Regions from separate parts of the Homo sapiens genome. Here regions 2 and 3 are each linked to region 1. The links are chromatin contacts, found by Hi-C or POLR2A ChIA-PET in ENCODE. All regions are on one chromosome and are shown on one strand. Each heading gives the region's core, a stretch centred on a gene start or an enhancer-like site at or near the end of the contact. The rest is flanking DNA. Distances are from core to core; before and after follow the strand shown.

The links. A loop is a pair of places that touch in the nucleus more often than their neighbours do. ChIA-PET counts read pairs that join two places held with the same protein, here RNA polymerase II (POLR2A). Pooled maps may share reads with other maps.
Region 2: a loop to region 1 is called in a pooled map, with 9 times the contacts of the local background. The contact joins two enhancer-like sites. A Hi-C loop is called at or near these places in 2 of 37 single-sample maps with no recorded cell type and 2 of 50 pooled maps. POLR2A ChIA-PET finds 5 or more read pairs at or near these places in 1 of 52 experiments (GM10248).
Region 3: a pooled map shows a loop between it and region 1 (5-fold over the local background). The contact joins two enhancer-like sites. A Hi-C loop is called at or near these places in 4 of 37 single-sample maps with no recorded cell type and 10 of 50 pooled maps.

What each region holds. Positions count from the first base shown.
Region 1 is chr6:45,739,276-45,744,181 of GRCh38, forward strand. No RefSeq gene overlaps it. Among named protein-coding and RNA genes, the nearest start is that of RUNX2-AS1, 160 kb to the left of the region's middle. Within about 2 kb of position 2,501, at least 7 of the 41 ENCODE cell types and tissues checked have a DNase peak (open chromatin) inside an H3K27ac peak, as active enhancers do.
Region 2 is chr6:46,172,624-46,177,529 of GRCh38, forward strand. No RefSeq gene overlaps it. Among named protein-coding and RNA genes, the nearest start is that of ENPP5, 4.1 kb to the left of the region's middle. Within about 2 kb of position 2,453, at least 3 of the 41 ENCODE cell types and tissues checked have a DNase peak (open chromatin) inside an H3K27ac peak, as active enhancers do.
Region 3 is chr6:46,009,223-46,014,128 of GRCh38, forward strand. All of the region lies in intron 1 of CLIC5 (chloride intracellular channel 5), which reads right to left. Among named protein-coding and RNA genes, the nearest start is that of CLIC5, 4.2 kb to the right of the region's middle. RefSeq lists an enhancer at 2,273-2,322. Within about 2 kb of position 2,394, at least 12 of the 41 ENCODE cell types and tissues checked have a DNase peak (open chromatin) inside an H3K27ac peak, as active enhancers do.

The DNA.
Region 1 (4,906 bases), core at 1,251-3,750:
CTATTGGCGTCAGAGCAGAAGACTATGTTTCTTGATTACTAGACTATGATTCTTTCAACTACTTTACCTTCTTGCAGTAAGGTGAATCAAAAGGCCCTCTGCAAAGGCCAATAAAAAATATCAGAGCATGCCAAATATGGTGGCTCATGCCTATAACCCCAGCATTTTGGGAGGCTGAGGTGGGAGGATGAGTTGAGGCCAGGAGTAAGAGACCAGCTTGGCCAACATAGTGAGACTCTATCTCCACAAAAAGTAGAAAAATTAACTGGGTGTGGTGGTGTGCCTGTAGTTCCCAGCTACTTGGGAGGCTGAAACTCGGGCCTAGAAGTTTGAGGCTGCAGTGAGCCATGATTGCAGCACCACTGCACACCAGCCTAGACCCCAACTCAAAAAAAAAAAAAATCACAGTATGGGTATGGAGTGTAGAGGAGAGTGATTTCATTTTAGACATTACTGAGGGGAAATTATATTAATTATACTTGAGGCTTCTTGCCACAAATTTTCATTATTATAAGCAGAATATTTTACTGCTGCAAAAATTAACCTAGCGTAATGCATGCTGGATTACTTTGTGAATAAGACTCTCTATAGGTATGAATTAAAAATACCGCAGTTCAGGTGATTCTAGTGTGTAGCCAGAGATATGAACCACTGCTAAAACTCTGTAAGTCTTTTATTAACTTCTTTGCCTTTAAACTCACCTTAAACTAAATGAAAGTATTTGAAATTAATTTAATTGTCATAATACAGGCTGTGAATTAAAATCCTGGCTTTGTCAGGTGCCATCTGCAGACTTTCAGTAGACTGGCTGGACTGCAGCTGGGTAGATATTTCTCCTTGGCTGTAACCCATGTTACACTTAATGCAGGCATAATTCACAGTGCATTATAGTAAGAGAGGAAATTCTACTATAAGCACCCTTCTGACCCTGAGATTATATGATTTAACATGTGTATATGTGCATTGTATCACATACCCAGATGTATTTAAACATAAAATATAGATACCTGCATACAACTTAACTGAAATGATTACAGGTTTTTTCTTTATTTCTTTTGCAGAGTCAATGATTTCCAAGAAATGTGGCATTATTTCTGGGGGAGATTTCTTGCCTCTTCCTCAGCCCTGGTGAAGATCTTGCTAGAAACAATACATCTTCTATGAAACACTCTCCACAGAACGTTTTGGAAATAAATCTTCCCTTTCACCACTGGAGCTGAAGTCAAACCGAGCAGTGCACAGAGGATTTGGAAGGATTGACACTCGAAGGAAGAAGGAAAAGTGTCCTGAAAGTAGAGTGTGTCGTGGAAGGGCCCGGGATAGAATTCTCTTCCGGTGTCCGTTCTGTGGCACTGCAAGGATGGGAGTTAAGGCGAAGAAGAATACAAGGCTTCCCCTTAATACATTGTTGGCTCACACCTTTCGTGCCCCTTTAGAGGAGAATCAGAATAGCATGAAAGGGGACATGGAGCTCTCCTTGCCTTACCCTCTCTGCTTTAAGGGTGAGCCGGCCAGAGCCAGTTGCACAATGTGTGTTCAAGAGAGACCACTTATTCCAACTCGTGACCAGTCAGAGGTGCAGTTCTAGGCCTGGTGAGCCTCCGAGGTGGGCTGGGCAGAAAGGGGAGCAGGATCTTCAATGGGGGAGGCCTCTGAGGCTCCCCAGCACTATCCGGCTGTGCACATCTGTTCTAATGAAGCCACTTGTTAGGGCTAGACATAGGGTGAAAGAGCCCCCTGGGGTGAAAGACGTCCTTTGTGAATTAAGACAAGATTATTATAAATGACGTTTGCTTTGTTTAATTAATTCAAAAGCCACCTTCCTTATCACTTTATTACATGGCGCCTGCTCTCCGGATGCCGCGGTCTCCAGAGCAGGCTTTTTCTCCCCTTTTTGCCTTGGCTCATGTTGCCTTTGTAGGTATGAATTTGTTTTCTTGTTTATTATATTGTTTTTCCCCCTGTTCTTATGTAAGTAAGATCCTTGTGGTCAGGATCTTTGTCTGTTTTGTTCAGAGAGGTAGCCCAGGCCTCTAGAACAGGGGTGCATAGTAGGTGCTCTGTCAATATTTGTGGATTCAAGAATGAATGAAAGCACTCACTGAGGCAGGGAAGATGCTAAGTGCTTTCCTCTACTCCTAAAAACATCCCCTCCAGGCAGGTTCTATTACTGTCCCCACTTTATACACAAAGAAACCTCGTGACGAATGTGATTGATTGACAGAAGCCATCTGAGCAGCTTTATGAGCTGGTCCCTCAGAGGTCATTGGCAAAGGTGCAAAGTCAGGCAGGCAGGCGGTTGCCCTCTCCCTCCTGTTTCTGCCCACTCTGTGGTGAAGGCCTGGGCTTCCAGAAATTTCTTTGAAGGAGAAGCTCTACACTCTGTGGTTCTTGAGGCACTTTCTGGCCTTGCTGTGGGTTCCTGAAACCTGACGTTCCAAACAGAGGCATTTGCTAATTTCCTGAAGAAAGCTCCAGGAAGTCTTGTCCTTGGGTAAAAGCTGTTCACAGTAGGTGAGAAAAAGGGAAGTTTTCAGACCACCACACACTTGGAGGTTTCATTTTCAGTGTTGTGTGGAGCTGACAAATAAACCTATCTGACTTGGCTCTCCTTCCTTCTCCACCCCAGCCCCGCCCCGCGCCTCTCCTCTTTTCCAGATTCATGTGAATGTTTTGGTTAACTTTATCCCCTCCTGTGTTATTGTTGTTGTACCACATATTAATGTGGGGCTTCTGTAGCTGAGAGGAGTACGGTTGAGTTACAGTAACAAGCTACAAGCTGAAGGAAAGTGCTGCGGTTTTTGGCTGGTCCAGTCCCAGATATACACCCTCACATCTGGACAAGAGATCATGTGACAGCTTGAAAAGCCAGAAACATATCCTGGATACCATAAAAAATGGGTTCTGTTAAATTAAAAAGGCTTTAAATACTGGCTCAGCTGGTTTGAGGTCTCATTCTCTCTCACACACTCGATTGTTCTGGAATGTGTTATAAGATTTGTGATTGCTGAATACTTAATTTAATATCGTGAACCCACTGTATGGTAAATTTGTTTGCATGTCTTTCTGAAGTCCAGCCAGCCCTTCTCCGTTTTCCTAACTTGGGGCATGGCTTGTTGATTTGGGGATCAGAACTTGGTGTCCTGGTGATAAACACTCTTCCTCTATTCCACCCCCACCCACTTGCCAACCTTCAGGTACCCCCCCAGAGAAAACCTCCAAAACTTCTGGCCAAAGCAGCTTCCTTTCCTAACCTTTAAGAAAGAGCCTATAGGATAATAAGCTTTAAAATATTATTAATGGAGAGAGATGTCATAGTTCTCTTTGAATAGAATCAAGAACAGATTGGAAATAAAAAAGTTTTTTGAGATGAACGGATGTTAAACACCAAAATATGGTCAAAACTCTATTCCTGCAACTCAGAAAAAAAAATCTATTTTCTTTTTCTTACGCAAATAAAACATTCTTGTGTTGCCCACTGGACATATCTTTCTCCCTGATTTACCAAGATTGCAGAAACCAGGATTAAACAAGGCGCCCGTTCCAAAACCAAAAATTTGTTTTCTCAAACTATCAAAGAGAGAATGACTTTGGAAGCAAGCATGTGATCAAAAGACAAGATAGGAAAATAGTGCCTGGTTTCCTTTTTAAGAATAAACAGTCAGTTAGGCCAAGTGCTGTCTCCTGGCATCTGCATTATCTGTTGGTGATGGTTAATTTTTTAATTTAGGAAAATGTAATAGAAATAATATTGTTATGTACCACTAGCTTTGTGTTTTCTAAAATATCTTGAAATCATCTTATTTTAACATATTAATTAGTTCAACATTTCTCCTCCCCCATTAGACTCTAAGCTTCCTATGAATAAGGACCTTGTTTGTTTTGTTCACTGTTGAGCCCTCACTGTCTAGGACAAGGTATTGCTCAATGCTACTGCCCAGCTTTGTGTTGATCTACTTTGTCCTTCCAGGTCCACTCGCTACACTTCCTCCCTGCGTTGGGCCAGGAAGCTGACTTTTATGAACTATATCAGTGGGCTCCCTCGCCCCCGGCTTCCCTTTCGTGCAGCCCATGGAGGAACCAGGAGTAAACCTGCATACAGGTTGGTTGAGTCCCTCTACTGAAACAGCAGCTCCTCTTGGGCTCAGGGAGGGTGATGGCTCCCTCCGTTTCTAGCCTCAGGGTACTGTGCTATCCTTGGTAGTAGTCTCTTCATTAAACTCATAAAATGACTCCATCTGAGGTTATCTGTTTCCTCCATTATCCACATCCTGCTGGGAGCCTGACTGATGAAATGAAGATTTATCGAATAAACAAATGAATGAGGCTCCACTGTAGTAACTCTTGTTTCTGGACAATCGCAGCAAGTGGGTTCCAGAGCCATTTTCTCCTGTATTCGGGTGTTTAGAGATGTAGTTGTCACCATGACTTCGAGGCTTCAAGCATGAGCTGGAATTGTTCGTCTCCAGTAAATACCCAACCCTGCTCCAACTCCACCTTACTTGGTTTCTCTTGTGATCGATGGTATGAACAAACAAAACAGTTTGCTGCATTTAGAGAGGTCTACAGTTGAATCACCTACTTGTTCATCCATTCATTAATCCATTTATCTATTCATCACCATTCAATAAAAATTTAATAAGTAGATGCTTATTAGATACCATGTACCACGGATCTGGGAATGATAATTTTATTTCATCTTGAATGCTACATAATAGATTCATACAGCATGACACTCCGGAGACTTCTGAAGCAGTCTGGATCAGTGAGAAAATGTGCCAAGAACGGTTAGTAATGTCTACTCTGGGTAGAGAAGTGGAAGTACATATAACAAGTATTTACATGGATAGTATTTGCCATCCCTATGTTAGACGCCACTGGGTGAGCAAAAGCAAAACAAAACAAA
Region 2 (4,906 bases), core at 1,203-3,702, 430 kb after region 1:
AGAGCAGGAGTGGTGAAAATGGGCCTGACTTTTGTTCGGATCACTGAACATTGTTGGACTCTGTTTGGATGACAACCTGCTTTGCTCTGCAAATTTTATGGAAGTTATGATTATATTCACCAGCTATTCCTGTGAAATAGGCATGGTACAGCTGGTAACCACAGTGCACAACACAGAAAAGTGCTCATAAGACTGCCAGATTCCTCCCAGAAGTCCATATAATGATATCTAATGTTCACCTGATAGGCTTGCTATTACCTTATGTTGTTCATGGGGAGAAAGTCTGGTTTACATAGTATAGAGGAATGAATGTAAAACATGAGATTCCTGCTCCCACATCTGCACCTGCCCTCCTGTCTTATTGTTGCCTCAGTATCTGTCTATTTGCAATAGGTTTTCAGAAAGTTTTAGCAGCAGAAACCACAACCTGCTATTGACTGTAACTATTCTTTTATTCTCTGTTATTAAATTAGTGGAATTCTAATTGAATAATAGTGTAACAGAATAACCAACTTCTTTCTTTCAAAGGTTTTGGGGTCAGGTGGGGAGGGAGATCCCTCTGCCTCCCCAAGGAAGTCTAATACAGGTTGAGAGAGGGACAATTTTCTTCGTCAGGGGCTGGAAGAGCTTTGTGCTAAAACTGAAAAGGGATCTGTTCTTTAAGAAACAACCAGAACTGGCTCTACCACAGAAGTCTTGTTTTTCAGAACTAGACTTCATGATAGGAAAAATAAACACATAATTTTACAATTAAAAAATTTTAAAGGTGCATTCCAGTACATTATACCACAAATGACTAAACTAAAAGAAAGTTCATCTTTTAATCCTTTGTAGAACATTCTGCAAAATGTGGGTCTCACATATTCAATGGCCATAGATAGGAACCACTGGGATTCTGCTTCTGCACTGCTCTTAATTCATGATAAACAGTGGTCTTCACTAATCTTGACTCATTAGCAGAAGTTCAGTCCAATGAGTGAAATGTTGAATTATAGAATAGTCAAAAACTTAGCCCAAGAATTTTTATGCATATTAATAAATTAGGCTTCTAGTGATATGCTTGAACTAATTAGAATGAATTTTGTAGAAGCAATTATTATGCTTTTATCCTCAGAAAGCTTTATATAAGTCAAATATAAACCTATTTGTATTGTTGTATTCTGTAAATTGTATTCATAGTGTTTTAGTTCTAGGACTGCCTTAACAAATTATCACAAACTGGGTGACTTACGACAAACAGAAATGTATTCTCACATAGTTCTGGAGGTCAGAAGTCTGAAATCAAGATGTATTCAGGGCCATGCTCTCTCCGAGACTCTGAGAAGAATCCTTGCTTGGCCCTAACAGCTGCTGGGGATTCTGGTATTCCTTGGCTTGCTGCAGCCTAGCTCCAATCTCTGCCTCTCCTGTCACAGGATGCTCTACTCTGTGTGTCCCTGTGTCACGTGGCCTTCTTATAAGAACACCAGTCATTGGGATTAAGGCCCTCTTCAGCCCAGTATGGCTTCATCTAAATTTAATTACATATGCAAAGATCCTACTTCCAAATAAGGTCACATTCTGAGGTTCCGGGTGAATGTGTATTTCGGAAGGACACTTATTCAACCCAGTATATATAGCTAGCAGAAAGTTTAATTTTATGGCCCAGCCTAGATCAAAAGTTGATGGATTACTAATAAAATGGCTCAAATCAAGGTAACTGACAACATCTGATACTGACAAGGATTCAGAGCTATAATATATTGCTGGACTATCATACACTGCTGGTGGGAATGGACTTCCACTATGGAAGTCAGTTTTGAAGTTTCTTATAAAGTTAAATATACACGTGACATACAACCCAGGAATCTCACTCCTGAGTATTTATCTAAGAGAAATGAAGACAGACGTCCACTGAAAAACCGGTCAACAACTTTTTACAGCAGCTTTATTCATAATCATGTAAAGCTAGAAACCATCCAAATGTCCCTCAACTAGTGAATAAACAAATTGTAGTGTGTCCGTAAATGCAGTACTGTTTGGCAGTAAGAAGGAATACAGAACTCATGCATGCAACAACATGGATGAATCTCAAAAGCGTTTTTCTAGGTGAACGAAGCCAGACACAAATGGCCATACACTGTGTGATTCTGTTTATATGATATTCTAGAAAGGGCAACAATGGAAATAGAAACCAAATCAGCATTTGCCAAGGACTAGGGGTGAGGGGAGGGGATTGGCTAGAAAGGGGCACAAAGAATTTTTTTATGTGATAGAATTTTGATTGCTTTTGTAGTCACATCACTAAGTTTGTCAATATTCAGAGAACTATGTGCCTAAAAATGTTTAATTTTACTGTGTGGAAATTATACCTCAGTAAACAGCAGCAACAATAAATAAACCCTACCCTGCGATAATACCTCACACCTCACCAAAGTTCACAAATTGGTGCTGGTGGTGTTTGACTCTCAGTGGCCTTTCCTGTGTGTACGGGTGTATACCAGTTCTTCCTGCAGGGTGTGAGTGCTTGCAAGTGCAGGAGCTCCACGGGGCCTGCTCTGCTGGGTGTCATTCCTTTTCCCTCATGAATGAAGTCAGGAAACTATGAAGTAAAACCAAAACAAGGCTAAACAATTATTTTCTTTTTCTTTTCTTTCTTTCTTTCTTTTTCTTTTTCTTTTCTTTTTTTTTTTTTTTGGGATAGAGTCTTGCTCTGTCGCCCAGGCTGGAGTGCCGTGGTGTGATCTTGGCTCACTGCAACCTCTGCCTCCCAGATTCAAGCAATTCTCCTGCCTCAACCTCCCGAGTAGCTGGGATTACGGACACGCGCCACCACACCAGGCTAAATTTTTATATTTTGCGAATCACAAAGTCAGGAGTTCGAGACCAGCCTGGCCAACATGGTAAAACCCCGTCTCTACTACAAATATTTTCTAGGCCATAACTGAATGTCATTTGTTGAATAACTAACTCAGTGCAGGATGCAGTCATATAGCAGGAGAGATAGTCATCTTTTGGTGTTGGTTTGAGGCCTATTTTGTAAGACATATTCTCAGGAGCCAAATACGAAACTGCACATGTGTTTGTGGTATATGGGGTGAAAACATTTTGTTAAAACCACATTCTCAGTTCTTTGTAAAGCACATAACACCCCTTAGATGCCTGAACATACTTAGTTTAACATCACTATTTAAAAACTTATTGGCTCCTTATGGGTATTGTAATTCTGTAAATTTACTAGCAGTGGGGGAGGACCTAAAAATATTGTCCTCTATCCAGATCAAAAATACATTTTTCCACTCTAGGTATTTGCACTTAAAATGTAAATGTAAATATTCTTTGCAACAATTTTGTAGCTTGAGGTTGCACCAAGGAATTCTTTGGTAAGTGTGAATCTTTATGAACAGGCCAAGCAGGCAGCAAGTGCTTTATGCCTTTAAGGTGTTCTTGGCAGGGAAGGGGCGGGGGATGTCATGGGAGAGTTCTCCCTGCCCAATTCCTGGATGGTTGCAATTTCATAATTGGAAATTAATCTCTTAGCCTTAAGGCTTTTCTCTCAGGAGAGATGTCATATGCACCACCTCTATTAGCTATTTATATACACGTGTGTGACTAAGGTTGTCTGATTCGCTCCAATTTGCATAATTGGTTGGGGAGAAAAGCCCTTAGAAGAATGCAGGTGGGTTCTGTCTTTCAAAGGTTAGTAAATACAGGGGGCAGCTCTAGAGGAAAGTGAAAACAGAAAAAGGAAGGGGAGCAGACTCTAAGCTGGCATCCCTCATAATTTGCTCAAAGCTAGTCCTGTTCTTTGCCCATCATTAAGCAGCAGATCACTGTAGGGAAGTCCGAAGTCATAGGCAACAGAGGAACCTGGCTTATGAAGGTGCTCTGATTTGACCTTTGTAAAATTTTGAATAGCCTTTCATCTAGAAAATGCATGTAATGTATAAAATCCTTGAGAGCTTTGCTATTCTTCTAGTCACTTTCATCCTTACTCCTCCACACCTGTTGTCTGATTCCACAAAGGACTCCATCCTCCCACACCTTGCTTGGGCAATCTCCTGACCTATATACTTCTCTGCTTTCTAATGAGAACCCTATTTTGTAGGAAAATCCATTCAGTGTGAATGGATTTATGCTGATCTACTCATCTATTCTTGCTAGGACATACTACATGTTGGGGTTCTTTGGCCAGAGTTAGCTGTTCTAGTCATGGTGATGGGGCTGTTTTAAAATAACAGGCTGATTTAACCCGTTATTTTATTTTATTTTATTTTTGAGATGGAGTCTCCCTCTGTTGCCCAGGCTGGACTGCAGTAGCGAGATCTCAGCTCACTGCAACCTCTGCCTCCCAGGTTCAAGCGATTCTCCTGCCTCAGCCTCCCGAGTAGCTGGGATTTTAACCTGTTATTTTTTAAAAAAACAAAACAGGTTTATTCGTGATTTGCTTAACATAAAATGAAATGTGATTCATTTAATATAAATTTATCGATTTGAATTATACAATTCAGGGTTAACTGGCATTTTAAGGCCTCATTGGCCTGTTTCAACCAAGTGATGTAACTGAGAATGATCATCTGTGGAATCACTGAAATGTTCATTTATTCACAGGGTAATCATTGAGTCATGATTCTATTTTACACTCATATTGTGCTGCTGGTTTTTGAAATCCATTTTGAAGATGGTCAACAGCATTACTGAGTTCATTTCTCATGGCCGCACACTATGCTCAGTGAGAATTGGTGGCTTAACCAAAGCTGCATATCTAAACATTTGAAATCAGGGAAAAATAGAGTAAGTTCTACAACAGAGGAACAAACAAAAGTGATATAGAAGTGCATGGGACAGAGAAATTAGCTCTGACTGAAGAAGACATGGGTATTCCACCACAGAGGTAGGAATGGAGAGTCTGGTATTGAAGCAGAGC
Region 3 (4,906 bases), core at 1,144-3,643, 270 kb after region 1:
AGAAGTTAACAACTCCATTTCTTTTTACAGGGAAGAATTCGTTTCAGTTCAGACAGTAGGCTATTTATCTTATTTGTCCTTAAAGAATTTCACATCTCAGAACTTAGATACTTCTTTCTTGAAAGAAAAGACACGTTTCCAAAGCAGGTTGTCATTTAGCGAACTGGAAGAGAAATGTCCCTGACTGTGGGAGCTGACCCCTCAGAACACAAGCAGTGTTAGATTTAAGACACCCTGGGTAGAGAGAGTCCTTTACAGAACTACATCTTAGGAAACTCATGCTTAACCACTTTGCATCTTTACTATCTCTAGTTCCTCCAGTCTTGACAACAGATACAACTCAGGATGTGTTCTGGGTAATAGTTTTTTAATAGATACCAGAGAGTGAGAGCCTACGACATTTTCCCCATAATCCTGGTAGATAATACGTGTGCATGTGTGAGTATATTTGATGAGAGCACCTATGGCTATGCATAGCTGGAAGATTGTTGAGGAAGGGGTAGTAAAATCTGCAAAGAGAACCAGGGATCCTCTTGAAAATAAAGAGGATCCTTTACCCTGGCCTGGCTACCAGGAGCCTTGGGGAAGCAGTTATGTAGGAGCTTTCTTGGATGAGGGAGCAACTGACAGGAGGAATCAACTTCCCCTGAGTTTGAAGAACCCAGTGGGTCAGGGATCTGCAGTTACCCTGTAGTCAGTCCAACCACATTACTCCAGACATGGGCTCTAGTGGGCTCCAGCTTATGGAGCAGCAGTCCAGTCAGAGGCAGTCAGATCCAGTGGTGGTTGCACTGTACTTCAGTTGCCATTGGTCTGCAGCAATGAGACTCACTGCTTGTGTTCTCAGGGGTCAGCTCCAACAATCGGGAACATTTCTCTTCCAGTTCCCTGAATGACGACCTGCTTTGGAAACTTACATTTTCTTTCAAGAAGTATCTTGGTTCTGAGATGTGAGATTCAGCTGGTAGGACTGAGCCTCTGACTTCTTGTACACATCAAGGGAGGGAAGCCCAAGGGCTTTACTTTTACTTATTGGGCTACATGGAGCCTACAGAGAAAGACTTACTAATAGGCCAGATCCATACTCAGCTTGAAATGCTGACACCAACTCCATGAAAGATGTGCTGCTGCTATTAGCACTGCACTGGTTAAAACAAAAAAAAAATCTGTGGTCCAGAGAGGTCAAGCAGCCCATCCTGGCCAACACACTGGTGAACCCGAGCCTGACACCAAAGTTTCACTCTTCCACCACATCTCTTGCCACCACTAACATGGGGCCAGCAGCTGACAACTCAAAGGGAACCAAGAATGAGAAGTTTTTGACCTAACTGACTGTCTAAATTGACAGACGCTTTGTCTTGCATGGAGGGGGCCAATAAATGCCCAAAGAGACAACACAAGTCATCAGGGATGCAGGAGCTCTCAACACTGGCAGTGGACGTCAGCTTCTGCAGACCCAGTCCTCATTCCCACCACCCTGCCATGGCACTTCAAATATGCATCATACAACTCTTGACGCTAGCTCTCCAGGGATGTGTTACCAGGAGAAGAAGCACTCACTGCCATAGCAGGGCAGGCAAATTTGTGTATTGCGTTATTGACTACAGATCAAAACCTGAAGATAGTGGGAAAGAAAAACACAGTAGCTTAATATGATGAAGGGAACTTTAAAAACCTAGTGAGCTCATGCTTAGGCAAGCGGCCCAAGGTGACCAGGCAGTCACAGTAGCTCAGGGACATAGAGGCGACACCACAAGATCTGATCCTATCTGTTCTGGAAGTCAGATGACCACACCACGAGTCACCACAACTTGTATTGCACCCTGCACCACTCAGAAACTTTTGGGCCACTCAATAAATGAAAGACTAGTCGTTTCCATCAGACAATTAGCAGAACTCTGTTTTACTTCCCCCATGCTGAATTGATGATTCTTTGACTAGACCAACCCTATACACGATTGTTCTGGAGTCCTGTGGATAGGGCTTAATAGTTCGTCAGCATCTGTTAACTGGGCAGTGATTGGATGCAAGCTTTCTATCAACAACACTTCTGACCGTGATGCCCTGAGGCTGTTAGAAGTTCTGGACATTTAATCAGCATTAGCAAGGCCACCTATGTCAGCGGTGGCAGAAGCTGCCTGCTATTGGACCTGCCTCTGATTATGACTCAGTGGCTCTCCACCAGGGCTGCACGCTGGAGCCACCTGAGAGTGGATATGAAAATATTGTTTCAGGGTCCCACCCACAGACACACTGATGTAATCGGCTTGGGGAGCAAACTGCCATCAGAAGTTTTAAAATCTCTCTCAATGGATTGAATAGGTAGTGAAGGCTGAGAACCACTGGTTTCTGTTGAAACCTCAGTTCCTGGCTGAAGAGACACTTGCGGCGAGCTTGTCTGTATCATTAGTCACTTCTGGGGTCCAGGGGTGAGACTGGGAGTGGAGGAAGCAATGCAAATGGGTGGAATGCCTTGATCTAACCTACACAGCACATCCTGTGTTTGTCTTTTCAAATTGCTTTCTGTTTTGCTTTTACTTCCTTGCTCTATTTCTTTCAATAAACCACACTCACTGCCATTACCTCTAGCCTGTTGTCCTCCTCTTAGGATCAAAGTCCAAGCTACATATTATCTCATTTACTCTCAAAATATCCCTGCAAGTGAGGAAGGAGCCAGGCCTTTGTTCCCCAAGGCAAATCAGGGACGTGCAGGTCCAGAAAGGTTCAGTCTGCCATGGGACTCATAATATTCAAGTCAGTGTGTTTACAGCAATTTTCAATTTACAAAGTGTTTTCACCTATGTTCTCCCATGGAATCCTCACAGCAAATCTACAATGACAGTATTTTCATAACCAGAATGACCACACATCCTTATTTGCTCCCAAACTATCCTGGGTTATACCTGTGGTTCCAGCCTAATTATTGATATCATTCCCTTTCACTCTCAAAAGTGTCTAGATTTGGACAATAAATTATATGGTCTCCTTATTTATAACCATGCTCTTGTTTTAAGAGGGCCAGTGAGGCTCCTGAAAGTTAAATAATTTGTTCAGGATCATTTAGCTAATTAGAGGCAGAGGCAAGACTTGAACTCAGGTACTGCATCTCCAAATCCCTGCGCCATCCACAGGTATTATGGGACATTAGAATCAGAGTTGACATGATCTAACATTTCTTATTGTAGAAACTAAAAATGTGGGGAAATAATCTCTTAAAAGTCACTGTCAGAATGTTCCCCGAAAGGGAAAGACTCGGAGTACATAGCAGAAATGGGTTAGTCTCCTTGGAAGCATTCTATGAACACATTAGAATGGATTAATAACATAAATAAATGTCACCATGATGGCACTTGAAAGCCTAACTTGGCAAAATAAGGTATCAGGCCTGACATATAGGTATTTGGAAAAGAGCAAGAAATTCAAAGTCTAAACTGCTAGATTTGAGGACTGGATCTGAATGCTATCTGCCATCTACCTTTGGGCATTTTACCTACTTTCTGTGAGCACATGTATTGTTCAACAGAACAGGAGGAATTATCATTCTTAGTTCCCTGGGCTGTTACAAGAAGAGCAAACTGCAGCTCATCAAGTGCTCTGACAGCGAGTCTCATAAGGTACCTGTGAATCCAGTTTATTTGTTTTCTTTATCTTTCACATAAGTGAATCAAGCCTTATAAAGTTGCTGATGATCAAATGAGATAAGGTATTTGAACATACTTATTATGTCCTAATATGCTGCAATCTTTCCTTCTTCTTATCATTATCATTATCAGCAGTAGTAGTAACAGATAATGACTATCAATTGACGTGGGAGACAATTACAATTACATGTCATTGTGAAACTCATTAGGTGACTGTGATTTAGAGTGGTACACCCAGTGGAAACAAGAGGTTGGGAGGTCCTTCCAAGGGGGTGTTGAAAATGACCAAGTCATGACTATAACTGGGTGGGACCCATCCTTCTTGGAAGTCTTCATAGAAACCAACCCACCCTGCCCTGCAGAAAGAGCTTCAGTTACCTGACACCATCAACAAGAAGGCCTTTCTTTTTATGGGGAATCATGTACCTCAGAGAAACTCCAAACTTTGGAAAAGTGTGATTCTGTCAACAAGGATATTGCTTCCCTCAAATGACACAGTTCAAGTAAGGCCTGGGCAGCATCTTTATTTCACAATATTTCTAGCCTTTACTTGTCCCATTTACTTGTAAATGAGAACTGCTAACCTGAAGCTCAAAAAGATGGGGTTGAGGGAGGAGTCAAAACAACTTTCATACCTGATGTTTTGATCTCCCCATCAATCTGGTTTTTGAGCTAGCCATGAAGGCCTGCCTGGCTCTCATTGATTTCCTTTAGGGAAAAAACAAATGACAACACAGTCATTTTAGAATTATTTGGGGAACGCTGCAAATTGTGCAGTAAGGTTTTTATATAAATGGAGAGACTCTCCAACACTGCCAACAAGAAAATTCCAAAGGTGCAGGTAGAATCGGTCTCCACACCTAGGAGTGGGGCAAAGGGCTCCTTTGGTTCTAAAGAACCTATTTGTGTTTCAAATATCTTTCAGAAACTTGACACCTTGAAACTACCACTCTCAAGGAATCTGAGTAAGTCCTAGAATCGCTTTCTTCAAGGAGAGCAGCAAGACTCATCGCTTTGTTAAAGCTCTCCCTATTCACCCCTAGGGCCCAGGCCTGGATGCTGGGGTTCAGAACACCCCCTTGCTGCCCTAAGGTCCAACACTACCCAGCATCAGACGAGAAATGACCTCCTTTATTACCTGGGTCTGCCAAAGGACCTGGAAATCCAGCCTGGGGTGGGGGTGGGGGGAGTCCCAGAAACCAAAGGAGCACACAGGGGCCACAGTGGGAAGAGAACAGGCTGAAGAAAGCAAGTGTCACTAAATG